Linked DNA regions of Homo sapiens: all the other regions are linked to region 2. Evidence: chromatin contacts called from ENCODE Hi-C or POLR2A ChIA-PET data. All regions are on one chromosome and are shown on one strand. Each heading gives the region's core, a stretch centred on a gene start or an enhancer-like site at or near the end of the contact. The rest is flanking DNA. Distances are from core to core; before and after follow the strand shown. Region 1 overlaps LOC100505498 (a long non-coding RNA gene). Region 2 has its middle 870 kb from the start of LINC01966. Region 3 overlaps TEX41 (testis expressed 41). Region 4 holds the start of LINC01966 (long intergenic non-protein coding RNA 1966).

What was found. Hi-C counts contacts between places; a loop is a spot of excess contacts on that map. ChIA-PET counts read pairs that join two places held with the same protein, here RNA polymerase II (POLR2A). Pooled maps may share reads with other maps.
Region 1: a map with no recorded cell type shows a loop between it and region 2 (2.3-fold over the local background). The contact joins two enhancer-like sites. A Hi-C loop is called at or near these places in 1 of 37 single-sample maps with no recorded cell type and 3 of 50 pooled maps.
Region 3: a loop to region 2 is called in a pooled map of right cardiac atrium, with 2.9 times the contacts of the local background. The contact joins two enhancer-like sites. A Hi-C loop is called at or near these places in 1 of 168 maps with a recorded cell type or tissue (chondrocyte) and 8 of 50 pooled maps. POLR2A ChIA-PET finds 5 or more read pairs at or near these places in 1 of 52 experiments (BJ).
Region 4: a loop to region 2 is called in a pooled map, with 4 times the contacts of the local background. The contact joins the promoter of LINC01966 here to the enhancer-like site in region 2. A Hi-C loop is called at or near these places in 1 of 37 single-sample maps with no recorded cell type and 2 of 50 pooled maps. POLR2A ChIA-PET finds 5 or more read pairs at or near these places in 1 of 52 experiments (activated CD4-positive, alpha-beta T cell).

Annotation. Positions count from the first base shown.
Region 1 is chr2:145,184,750-145,187,734 of GRCh38, reverse strand. LOC100505498 (a long non-coding RNA gene) reads right to left here. Exons shown (of 8, transcript XR_923410.3): 5 at 930-2,985. Among named protein-coding and RNA genes, the nearest start is that of LINC01966, 300 kb to the right of the region's middle. Within about 2 kb of position 1,264, at least 6 of the 41 ENCODE cell types and tissues checked have a DNase peak (open chromatin) inside an H3K27ac peak, as active enhancers do.
Region 2 is chr2:145,750,988-145,753,711 of GRCh38, reverse strand. No RefSeq gene overlaps it. Among named protein-coding and RNA genes, the nearest start is that of LINC01966, 870 kb to the right of the region's middle. RefSeq lists an enhancer at 1,628-1,677. Within about 2 kb of position 1,376, at least 12 of the 41 ENCODE cell types and tissues checked have a DNase peak (open chromatin) inside an H3K27ac peak, as active enhancers do.
Region 3 is chr2:144,997,511-145,000,457 of GRCh38, reverse strand. All of the region lies in intron 3 of TEX41 (testis expressed 41), which reads right to left. Among named protein-coding and RNA genes, the nearest start is that of LINC01966, 120 kb to the right of the region's middle. Within about 2 kb of position 1,251, at least 4 of the 41 ENCODE cell types and tissues checked have a DNase peak (open chromatin) inside an H3K27ac peak, as active enhancers do.
Region 4 is chr2:144,880,505-144,883,552 of GRCh38, reverse strand. It overlaps LINC01966 (long intergenic non-protein coding RNA 1966), which reads left to right and starts at 1,640. Exons shown (of 3, transcript XR_923412.3): 1 at 1,640-1,923. All of the region lies in intron 2 of TEX41 (testis expressed 41), which reads right to left.

The DNA.
Region 1 (2,985 bases), core at 15-2,514, 570 kb after region 2:
CTTTCCAAATTCAAAGAATCCCTATAGTCTTTTCTGATGTGTTCCATCTCAGGAATATATTGCTCTTAGAAATTTTATTGATTGTTAAAATAGCACTGAACTTGTATTTAGAGCTGACTTCTGATATCCAACCTTAGAGATTCCAGGTTTTGAACTTTGAACAAACTCCTAAACACTCTGGATTTTTGTTTCTTCAATCATAAAATTATGAGTTTGAACAAAATTATTCTAAATTTCTTTCCATCTCTTACTAAATTATAGCACTTTTCATATTTTACTTTGAATTACTTTGCTTCTACTCTTACAGCGGAAGGATAATTCTATATTATAAAAAGCTTGTTTTGCTTGATTAATAATAAGGATTTCTGAGAATTAAAAACAAAACATAGTAAAAGTACTGCATATATTTGTACTGAAAAAGAACTTGACACTATTTCTCCAGCATTAGCAAGATGTATGAGATTTGTGTTTTGGGCATTGATTACGGTTTTTATTCTGAATTATGTATCTTTGGGAAAGAAAATTAAATTAGTCATAATAGATTGGCTATTTTCATAAGTTCTATCAGTGTAGAAGTATCATAGCCAATTTTAAGAGAAAATATCTTCTATCTTAAACCTCAATAGTTTTTATCTTTGTATTTTCAGAGAATAATTTAATATTTCTGTGATGTTTCTTTGGTGTCTATAAAAGCAAGCTACAAATTAGAAAGTGAAAATAAACTTCTTTTGTTTAAATTCCAAAGACGTCATCTGTAATTTTATTGCTTTTAGCCATTTCACTCACTTGTATGGGACTTTGAATCAATGAATAATTCTTTTCCCTCACACCTGTTGTCTGAACTTTCTGCCATAGTTAAAAACTTATCATTTTGTTTTACACTGTCAAAACTCATCCAAGAAATAAAGTACACCTTTACCTTCACTCACCATAACACAGTATTTATTTCCTTTAGGCAGTAGTGGTTCAGAGTTTGAGGTTTGCATGAGGTAAAAAACTTCCAAACGTTCCTTTAATTATCTGTTGATATCTATTTTGGTTCTTTCATTTTCAGTTCCTACAATGAAGGTCCCAGAACAGAACTTACATGAATACTTAGAAGGCCAAGTTTCTAAACCTTTACCAGACTAGCAAGAGATGTTCCATTCAAATAAGTTCTCTGATGTATGGGTGACAGGCAAGAGCTAAACTGACAGTGTTTGCTGAATTCTGCAAGCCCATAGGGGGCAGGATTCCACCTGCTTGGGATCTTCTACTGGCGTAAACTCAGGGACCAGGCTTTATAAAATGAAACGGGCTGCGAGGGAACAGCCAAAGTGAAGGCAGATTGTGTGCTCAATGACCGTATGGTTTTCATTATCTTGTTCTCAAGGAAGAATTCATCCAAAGAACAACCAAATGAAAGCAATGTGTAAACCATGTCAACCCATCCTTGGATGGATGTGCCACATTTGCTCCATTATTGGTGGTGATTGTATAAAGGTGGGGAAAAGGGAGAGGAAGTGGGAAAAATGAAGGTAGTGCAAAAAGAAGGTGCAGAAGGAGCAAGAAAAAAGAAATGTCAGCCACTCAGCTGTCTCATTATGTAGCTTCCCACACTCACCAAAGATGTAATTCATCCTGCAGGTGCAAACATTGTTGGCTTTCTCATGGACTCTTGACGGATGGACCGGATGCATGTTTCCTTACCCCAGATGCTCTTTAGCAACACCAGCAATGAGATAGGGGATTGTGTGCACCTGAATCAGCACATTCACTGAGTCTTATTTGTCTTGTTTCTTAAATAACCAGTAGTGTTGTGCACAGAGCGACAACAACCAGGCAGAGGAAGCTTTTTTAAATATTAAAAAAATGGCCAATCTAAACACTTTTGTGAGTCACTTCTTAATAATTGCCTCTAAGATAAGTATGTCATTACTGCTCTGATACTCATCACCCACAGACTCACTAGTGGATGATTATCAGATCATGTGACAGCATTGGACCCTGTAATAAAATTCATGCTCATGTTTTCCACAAGATTTTCAAAAATTGAAGATGAATTTTCTACTATAAACTGAGAGAAAATTAGATTTTCAAGTTATCTGAACAGATAACATATTAGAAATGGGAAGGTTCCTGCTCTCTGAATCAGCTTCTCCTCCCCTCCCCTCCCGGCTCATTAGCTCCCACCAACTTTGAGGATTCCAAGATCCCAAACAAAACTGATTCTTTTCTGGTTGAAGTTCCATTGACTCTTGGCAAAATGTAACTTCCTGGTTCAAAGAAAAAAAGCTTGTAAAAAAAAAAGCTCACAAGGCTTCTTAGACATCAAATGGGTCTTATGAAACCACATTTTGATGAGCTAAGTGTAAATGAATCAGAAACACATGGATTAAATTTCCCTTGAAATACACATGGGTTTGAAAATTAAGGAAAAACTGTTTAGCCAAATGTGTTTTGGGTTTCCTTGAACTGAAAACATTTGAAAAAAAAAAAAAAAGAAGTCAAGGCATTTGCTAAACCCGAATACACTGTTGTGTTTGCTCAACCCTCCTTCAAACCAACTAAATTTCCACGAGGCTTCCTCCATTCCCCTGTGGTTTGTTTTGTCACCTCTGTCTTGACACTTTACAGACCAAACTCAAGTTCCATTAAAAAAAAATAGACCGTTGGTCATCTACTTAAATATGAGGGAGCTATTAAAACACCCAGCGAATCAGAGACATTAAGGGATAGAAATCACCCATTAGGTCATGATTTCTGTCCTGAGGGTTGGAACACATGCACTCACAGCTCTCTAGTGCTTTACCCAGTGTAGTTTTAAATGTCTCAAGTGACAGAACTTCCACCAGCTCCCTTGGGAGAATATTGTGCATTCTAATAGATTTTGCCATTAGGAACTGTGCCTAAGTCTATAACAGAGGCACAGTGGGATGTCTAGGGTAGGGGGGAGGAATGATGGATAATTAACTCTTTCACTACTGCCTCATAATCACCTGTAGC
Region 2 (2,724 bases), core at 127-2,626:
TCTTACCTTTAAATGGCTGAAGATATAATGCCTCAGAGACTTAAGGTGAGTGGAGATAGATTTGCTAGGTCCCAGAGTAATCAGAAAGGCAAAATAGCTTTGTAACTCTGTCTCTCTCTGCATTATTCCCTGAAGAGCAGCTGCAGCAGAGTGTGGACCCCGTGTTTGCACATGGCAGAAACTGGGCTGCCTCACATTTAAGGCCTAAGTTAGCCAACTTGTCAATGAATGCCATTAGTGCAGACGGGCCACAGGCACTCAGGGATGGAGTGGCAGGCAAGCTCAGATCAGCTAAGGAAGAGCAGGCATCGGGTGGTAACAACTTTCAGTCATTACTGACCTGGGCTCTATTCAAACCAGTGACCTAGAAATGAAGGGCTCCAAATCCCATTACTAATTCCCCGAGCCATCAAGTCTCCCCTATGGCCTGGATCTTGTCCTGAAACCCAGGTCTCCTGTTGAAATAGCATTAAGACAGCAGCCACTGCGTTGGCAGGCAAGGTTTTTAAAATAAAGGGAGGGGAGGGAATGTGCACGTAGAGAGTTGGCTTTAATTATTACTTTAAAGTTTTTCAGCTCCTTTCAACCTAAAAACCTGAACCTTCTTTAAAGTCACATGCTTGCCAGCCAGCACAAAAATGGTGTTCAAACAAGCACAGCTTTTTTATTTTGTTTGAATGGTGAAAATACACAAGCCCCCTCCCAAATCAAGGAATAATGAGAGGAAACCAAATGAGAGGAAGTTGTTGGAAAGCAAAGAAAGAGATTAAATGAGTATTGCGAGGACAAGAATATTTACTGCCAAAATAAGAAAAGGAGCTAAATGAAAGCACCCTTAAGCCGCGTTCTTCCTCACTTCTTATCTCTCTGTCACTCTCTGAATCCCTCTCATCAAAGAGGGACAATTATTTTTAAGTAAAAATGTGGGATTTTTGTCAGTGAGGTGAAGCCCATGCAAAGTGAGCTGGATTAAAAACTGCATGTAAAGTTCTGTCTCGTGTTTTAAGCCAAAAGCTCCAACTTTACAAACTGTCCTGTAGATGGGGCTGTACTCTGCAATTCTAAGATCACTGCCTCAACAATGAAGCAATTGTTTCCTGTCTCCACTTAGCAATTCCTCCCTCTCTTTCAGTTCTTTCTGCTTGCATGTTCTATTTATTTTAATGTATACCTTTGTGTAGAGCCTGTCTCTGAGTGGTTAGATACCCCGTTGATATGTGGCCTTCAAGGGGGAAAAGGGAGTGCAGCCTATTCCCATGACATCCTAAGGCTTTGTAGAGCCAAAAAAACCTTCTCAGGAACACCTAATCCTTGGGCTCTGTCCAAGTACCACAATCTCTCTGTACAACTGACATGGGCCACTTGGGACACTTGAGAGTTTTAGGTGTGTCTCTCTGAAGTCAGCCCCGGCCAAGCATGAGGCAAATGTGCCCGACCAAAGAAAATAAATTATGTGGACTCCAATTTTCAGCAGTTATGAAGTATTGAATTACACATGCAAAGAATTCACTTTGGGATTAACCCTTTGGAACCGAAACACAATCTTGTCACAATGCCTGAGAAGGGAGCATGCTCTGAGTGAGGCCTGACTTTCCAAAGACACAGAGGTTGCTGACCAGGAGACAGAGATGCTCAATGCAATAAGAATGGAGATAAATGCAAATGTCTTATGTGGGCATGGAAGAGGGTATATGTCGGGGTTCTGCCCTGTCTCTGGATAGGCTGTTGCTGGCATTGTAAAGTTTAAGGATTCACTGCAAAGGCCACTTCAGCACTTAACGGGAATGCATCTTAGCATAATTCACACAGTCCCTGTGGCTGCTTCTTCATTCAGATTTAGAGAAGTGGTTGAAAGCCACTGGAACTTGACTGAAATCACAACTACAGAACCCCTGAAACGGCATTCATCCTCCATGACTCATTGAGCGATAGAAAAGGACATCCTGTCCTACCCCTTTAAGAATTCCTAGTTCCCCATAACCGTCTGAAGCACTAAGCTGTGAGTACACGACATAGCTGAAATTTAACACATAAACCCTGGAGTAGAAAAACAAAACAAGGCCATTTGTTTTCCCCTATAAAGCTATTTATTTACCAAATGACCATAGAAAGCAAACCTCCAACAATAACAGGAAACAATCAATCTTGAAAAACTTAGGGAAAAATTTTTTTGGAGCAAAGTTAACTTTTTAATAAAGTAGGTGTCTTGGGTATGCAAAGCAGGATGTCAGGAAACAGGCAACCTTGCCCCTCTTCCCCTCAGGTTATTATCAGAAAATGTGTGATCTACAGGAGGGACACTGTTTTGGGACTGATAAGCTGTGTCTACATAAAGATCCCTCACTTATTTCACATGTGCCCTGGAGGAAATAGAACTGTACAACGATATCCCTGGGAGACACTGTGGACCTCATCCACTGCCCTCATATTATCCAATGAAGAAACTGAGTTGCTCAAAGTTGCAACAGATACAGCTAAAAGCAGTAGGACATTTTATGTAACTTATTTCTAAAACAACAAATCTCTAATCAGAGAAATATCTCTATGTCTCAGTTGCTCTTGCCTGTTCAGAGGGATGATAACTATCTTTTCAAGTACTTGCTATTTTGAGTTATATGGAATATTTTGAGACACATGTAGAGATCTGCTAAAATGATTTGAGTGATAATAACTGGGTGTATGTGTGTTAATATGTGAGAAAAAAGAGAAAGAAATGAATGAGAG
Region 3 (2,947 bases), core at 2-2,501, 750 kb after region 2:
CCTTTTTCCACCCCCCCTCTCTCTCTGTTGGCTTTTCTCTAGTACAGGATTTTTCACAGGACAACAGCTTTTGATTTGGACTTTTAACCTCTTTGGATTGAAGTAGAGAGAGGGCATATTAGAACAAAATTTATGGAGAAATTCAAAATTAAATATCAAAGTGTAGGCATGAATGTGTGGGACAATTTTGATTTGTATTTGCTTTCCCACACCATTTTGTATCCCATGGTAGAGGCTGTCATGAGTAGGGAAGTATTCCAGTTAGTGGAACAACGGCCTGTGAATTCATATATTGGCAACATCTTAATTCTGTTCTGTGACTTAATCTCTCTAAGATTTACATTGTAAAAACAGTAATCTAGACATTTCAGGGTTGCTTGCTATCTAAAGATGTAAAAAACAAAAGTACACAAATGAATGGTTTCAAAATGCTTTTGAAAAATAATGTAAACATCACCAAAAGGTTTTGTTTTTAATTGTCAGATGCTTTCTTTCTCATTTTCAGATGATGACAAACACAATGGCAGACACTCAATATTTCTGAGAGTTTTTTAATATGCAAACTTTTTGATTTGAACATTAAGAGTTTGATAGCACACAATAGCCTCTGTGGCTTTAAAATGCCTTAATTATTTTAAATACAAATGTAAAATTCAGACACCTAGTGTTACTTAAATGCACCCAGGTTTCTGTGGTTTAATAATAACATCTGTTTTGGTTTTTCAACCACAAAAGTGCATTTAATCTGTTCTTCCTTTAGTTGAACTTTTCACATCTGCTTCGGCTCGGTTCCCATAAGCTAAAGACCAGATCTTTTCCAAAAGTAGGAAGTCTACCTGTACGACTGTTGTTCTAGCTCAAAAGATCTGTTTTTAATACCAGCTGAAGATTTCAAAAGAATAACAAAAATAAACTTCTTACCCATAATGCACTTCTTATGCTTTTTGGCTTACATATCAGTGCGGTCATTTTATGAATGCAATACTGCCTGGACATTTTAAATTAAAACAGTGAATTGTCAGATCACACATGCCCAGGTAGTCCCTGATCTCTTAAGTTTTTTAATCATGGAAAAAGAGTGTATTCTATTAAGTTAATTTTTCATGAAAAAGTTATACTAAGGATGGACAGTGGCTTAAAAACCTCAGTGGTTTTTTTTGGACACACACTTAGTGCTTATCTGAATCCCATGGGTCCTGAAAAGTAGGCCGGAAAATGTTGCAAGGACAACATTACTTCACAGATTTTCCACAATTGTTTGCTGCCTCCGAGGCTTCAGCTCTTATAACCAATCCTAAGAGACCTATCTAAAATCAGAGACTGTGAAACCAAATCCTAATAAGCGTCTTTGAAAACCAACCAAGGTGCTGAGATGAAACACATTTTTCTTTACGTATGAATTTTGGTAGAGAAAATTATTGAATAAATGAGTGCCTGGGTTAGATATGTGATAATTGTTTTTCTCAAGTGGAAAGATTGACTCTCTTTATCAGCATTCACAAGAGATTGAACAAAGCTGAATATTCAGTCTTTATTTGGACAAGATTTAATTGATATCAAGTTAGTCTAATTATTTTATTTTAGAAAGTTATTTTGAATATGTGAGATGCACATAATTATATATTTTTCCTGATGTATGATTATGTAATTATACGTGGTCCTGTTTACAGGACAGAGCAACACAGCATGCTGCAATTAGTAGGTGTTCAACTCATGTTTGGTGAATGAGGCCTAATGAGGCAATATAATGGAGAGAGCCCGGTAGACTACCTTTGTCGATGCAAACAAGATGATTCTGTGATTTGAATAATTTCCCAATGTCTTACGTAAATAGGAGTTGTCAGCAGGGGTGATTCAACTTAATTCAAAAAATATTTACTGATTGCATGACATGTGCAAGTCACTACAATAAGCAGAGTAACAAATACAGGAATAAGCATGAGTTTTACAAAGTTAAAGTAGCAAATTATGAAAAATGCCTTAAGAAAAATAGCAAAACACTGTTATGGTGGAAATAGCATTTGAGACAGGCCTTGAAAGAAAAGTCATCAAAATTTGGAGAGTGTTGAATACGAGAGTTTTGAACGAAAGGTGAGAAAGAAAGTGATCTGGTAAGACAGCAAAAGATTTCAGGTCTAGAGAACATAATTAGGAAAAGTAGAGAATGACAAGCAGTTTCATTTGTCTCATGGACAAGGATAAAGATAGAAGAGTAGCCTGGTGGTATGCTATGGAACACTTTAAATGCTCTGCCAAGGAGCAGGCACATCATATAGTAGACAATGAGAGCCTGAATCTTCAAATTAGGTTTTCTTAATGGTATTCAAATATTTACCACAAATTTCCATCATTTTGCCAGCAAAGACAGATCTAAACAAGTACATTTTTTTCCAAACTTGGTCAAAATCATTTGGTATTGCTCTTAAATTTATTTTTCATTTAAAAGATAAGTCGTGGAGGGGGATATCTGTCAAATTTTCTGAACCTTACATTCATTGCTGGGCTTGAAGATAAAGCATAAGAGGTCCTTTTACAGTTCACGCAGAAGAAACAGTCTCTGGAAGAGAGAAGGAAACCCTTAAAAATATGAGTAGAAAAGCCATTTGTGGAACTTCTTGCACCCAAATACTCAAAATTAAGTGCTATCAAGATCTATTTGACTATTGGCAATTCTAAGAAGAAGGCTCCCTATATAAACCATTAGTTAAATGACAGTTATTGAGATTTTTATTTAATGACAAGGAGGAAGGAGAATATGACACAAAATAAGACAAAGACTTTTCCTGTGTGATTTTGGATCTAAGCACTTATTTATAACTATTGTAAATATAACTAATATTTTGGTCACTTTGTTGAGAGAGTCATAAAATCAACTCTATAAATATTAATTGAGAAAAGCACCACGATGAAATTTTTCAATGCTTTAACATAACAGTGATGGGATGTT
Region 4 (3,048 bases), core at 391-2,890, 870 kb after region 2:
CGGTATTTAGTAACTCAGAGGACGGGACTTTCCAATACTATATGTAATACAAGCTGACAAGGAAAAAGCATTTCAAATGAGGCTACTAGGAGTCAGGAGTGGCTTTAGTTTTGCTTTGCCTTTGCAGGCAGGCAGAGTCAATTTGATCCAAGTAGCCTTATTCAACATCATCCAGATGGACTCTTTATATCTAGATAAGAAAATGGCTTGCTGGGAATAATCAGGCCCACCCCTGTAATGAGAAAGGTACATAGTTAACTATACATACTTACACACTTCAAAGAACACAGAGTGGGTTCTGATCCCATTGTCTGTTCACAAAAAAAATTAAAAAACCAATGCCTCTTCCCCTGCCTCTCCAAAAAAGAAAGAAGAAAAAAATATTTTGTGACTAGCAAAACATTTTTGACCAGACTAGTATGAATCCTTTCACTATGTTGCTCAGTTTTTATACCATATAATTTGCTCCTTTCCTTAAGTTAGCATTGTTACTTAAAAAAAAAAAAAAAATCCTTCTCCTGTCTTCATTCATTTGCCCAATGAATGGCTTTTATCAATTGCATTATTGCAGTAGTCATCAGCAAAATTCTACATAGGACTAAACTGCCCTGAATATGCTATGCAGATTGCTTGTGCCTGTGGTGACACCTAGAATGAATAAAGTGTATCTTTAATTGGACGGTTCTGCATCTTGGTCCCACCTACCGTCAGTAGTATGCTGCAGTTGGCTTGATCCATTTGCCAGAGCTAATGTAATTTCTTCCCAAACCTGAAACCAGCAACGTCATGGTGGTAGCTTGAAATCATCCATGACAGGAGTATTTACACCACGGAAATTGGCAAAAGCTAAAAATCACCCCCTCCCCCACAAGAGAGCCAGTTGTTAGTCATTTTCCAACATACTTCACACTGTTGTTCTCTGACCAGTTGTGATAAACGGTTCTTTAAACACATTTTGGCAGGAAGATTTTCATTCAATCACAATAAATACTGAAAATGAGTGCCCCCTCCTACCAAAATGTAGAAAGCATGCTCCATCAGGTATAACACCATACCTTCCCAAAATAAGCCTTGAACTGTTAACTATGTAATCATTTAATGGCACCACTGGGAACCCATTCTTGAAAAGTAGTCACATTTCCTGCTGACACAAATTAAGTCCAACTTTTTTGTAGCGAATTATTTGGTTGGTTGGTTTTTAAACCTCCCTCAGTGCACTAACCTCACCAAGATTTAGTGGTAGTTTGCTGAGGCTGAAGTCAAATGGCTGAGTGAGTCCAGCCAGATATGAGAAAGTCTCATAGTGTAACCATTTTCCATGTTTTATTGTTCACAGCAAACCAAAAGTTGAAATAGTAAGTTGCACAAAGTTGAAAGTGTGGAGGGTGGGAAGGTGGAGAAGCTGGACTGCTGCTGTTCAATGATCAAGGAATTAGAAGCTGTTGCTCTGGAGCAACAGCGTAGGTGGAATGTTGGTGCCAAGTGGGTTCTTTTTTTCTGTACCTCACTTCCTTTCCTTGCCTGTGGCTTTCAACAAATATGGTGGTGGGATGGTCAAAATCATGATCCTTCTCAAATTCCAATTTGAAATATTCTTTCAACAGATGTGTCCTATAGTGTTTGCTACAGACTGAGTTCTATAGCCCCAAAATCATATATTGAAGCCTTAACACCCCGTACCTGAAAATGTGACCATTTGGAGATAAGACCTTTATAGAAATAGTTACATTACAATGGGATTATTAAGGTGGGCCCTAATCTAATATGACTAGTGTTCTTACAAGAATAGAAAATGAGAATATAGACAACATAAAGAGGCACCATGTGAAAACACTGAAAGAAAACAGCTATTTACAGGTCAAGGAGACAGGCCTCAGAAGAAGCAATCCTTCGGACAGCTTGATTTTGGACTTCCAGCCTCTGGTACTGTGAGAAAATAATTTTGTTGTTTAAGTCACTCACTCTGCAGTGTTTTGTTATGACAGGCCTAAGCCCTAGTTACTTAGCCCTAGTGTTAACTAAAACAGGATTCTTTTTTGTCAGAGACTGAAACGCATCTCCCTGAAATTCTTATGCGGAAGACCTAACCCCCAATGTGGAGACACAGCCTTTGGGGAGGTAATTAAGGTGAAATGAAATCATATAGCATGGGGCCCAAATCATCGGATAGCATTGGTGTCCTTATAAGAAGAGGAAGAGTCACCAGAGTGACTCTTCCCTCTCTTTCTCATCTCTATCCCTCCATACTCACTGAGGAAAGTCCATGTGAAATTACAGCCAGAAGGTGGCCTTCCACAAGTCAGGAAGAGTCAGGAAGAGAAGGCTTACCAGAACCAAATTCTGACAGCATCACGATCTTGGACTTCTACCCTCCAGAACTGTGAGAAAACAAATTTCTATTGTTTAAGCCACTGGTCTGTGGTATTTTGCTATGGCAGCCTGATCAGATTAATCCACTCTTCCTTTGTATGTTTTGCTGCTGAGTAGGCATCAGAGCATTATTAAATGAATGGACGTACCCCCCCATGAGGCTCAATCCAAAATGGAATTTGAGAAGAAAATAATGTCTTAATTTAATTAATTTCCCCTTCCCTGTTCATCAGTATTCTTTTGACTTAATTTAACACCTTTTCTTGCTTTCATTTTAACCAGAGATTACACTGGTGGATGTAGGTTCATAGGAGAATCCAACAATGCTGAAAAGGTTTTCTGAGCATCCAGCATATTTGGTTTTCACTGCTAGACATTTTTTTTCTTTTTTGAAATGGAGTCTTGCTCTGTCACCCAGGCTAGAGTATAGTGGTGCAATCTCAGCTCACTGCAACCTCCGCCTCTCGGGTTCAAGTAATTCTCCTGCCTCAGCCTCCAGAGTAGCTGGGATTACAGGTGCCCGCCATCACACCAGGCTAATTTTTGTATTTTTAGTAGAGACGGGGTTTCACCATTTTGGCCAGGCTGGTCTTGAACTCCTGACCCCGTAAGCCACCCACCTCAGCCTCCCAAAGTGCTGGGATTACAGGCGTGAGCCACCGCACCCAGCCTAGACAT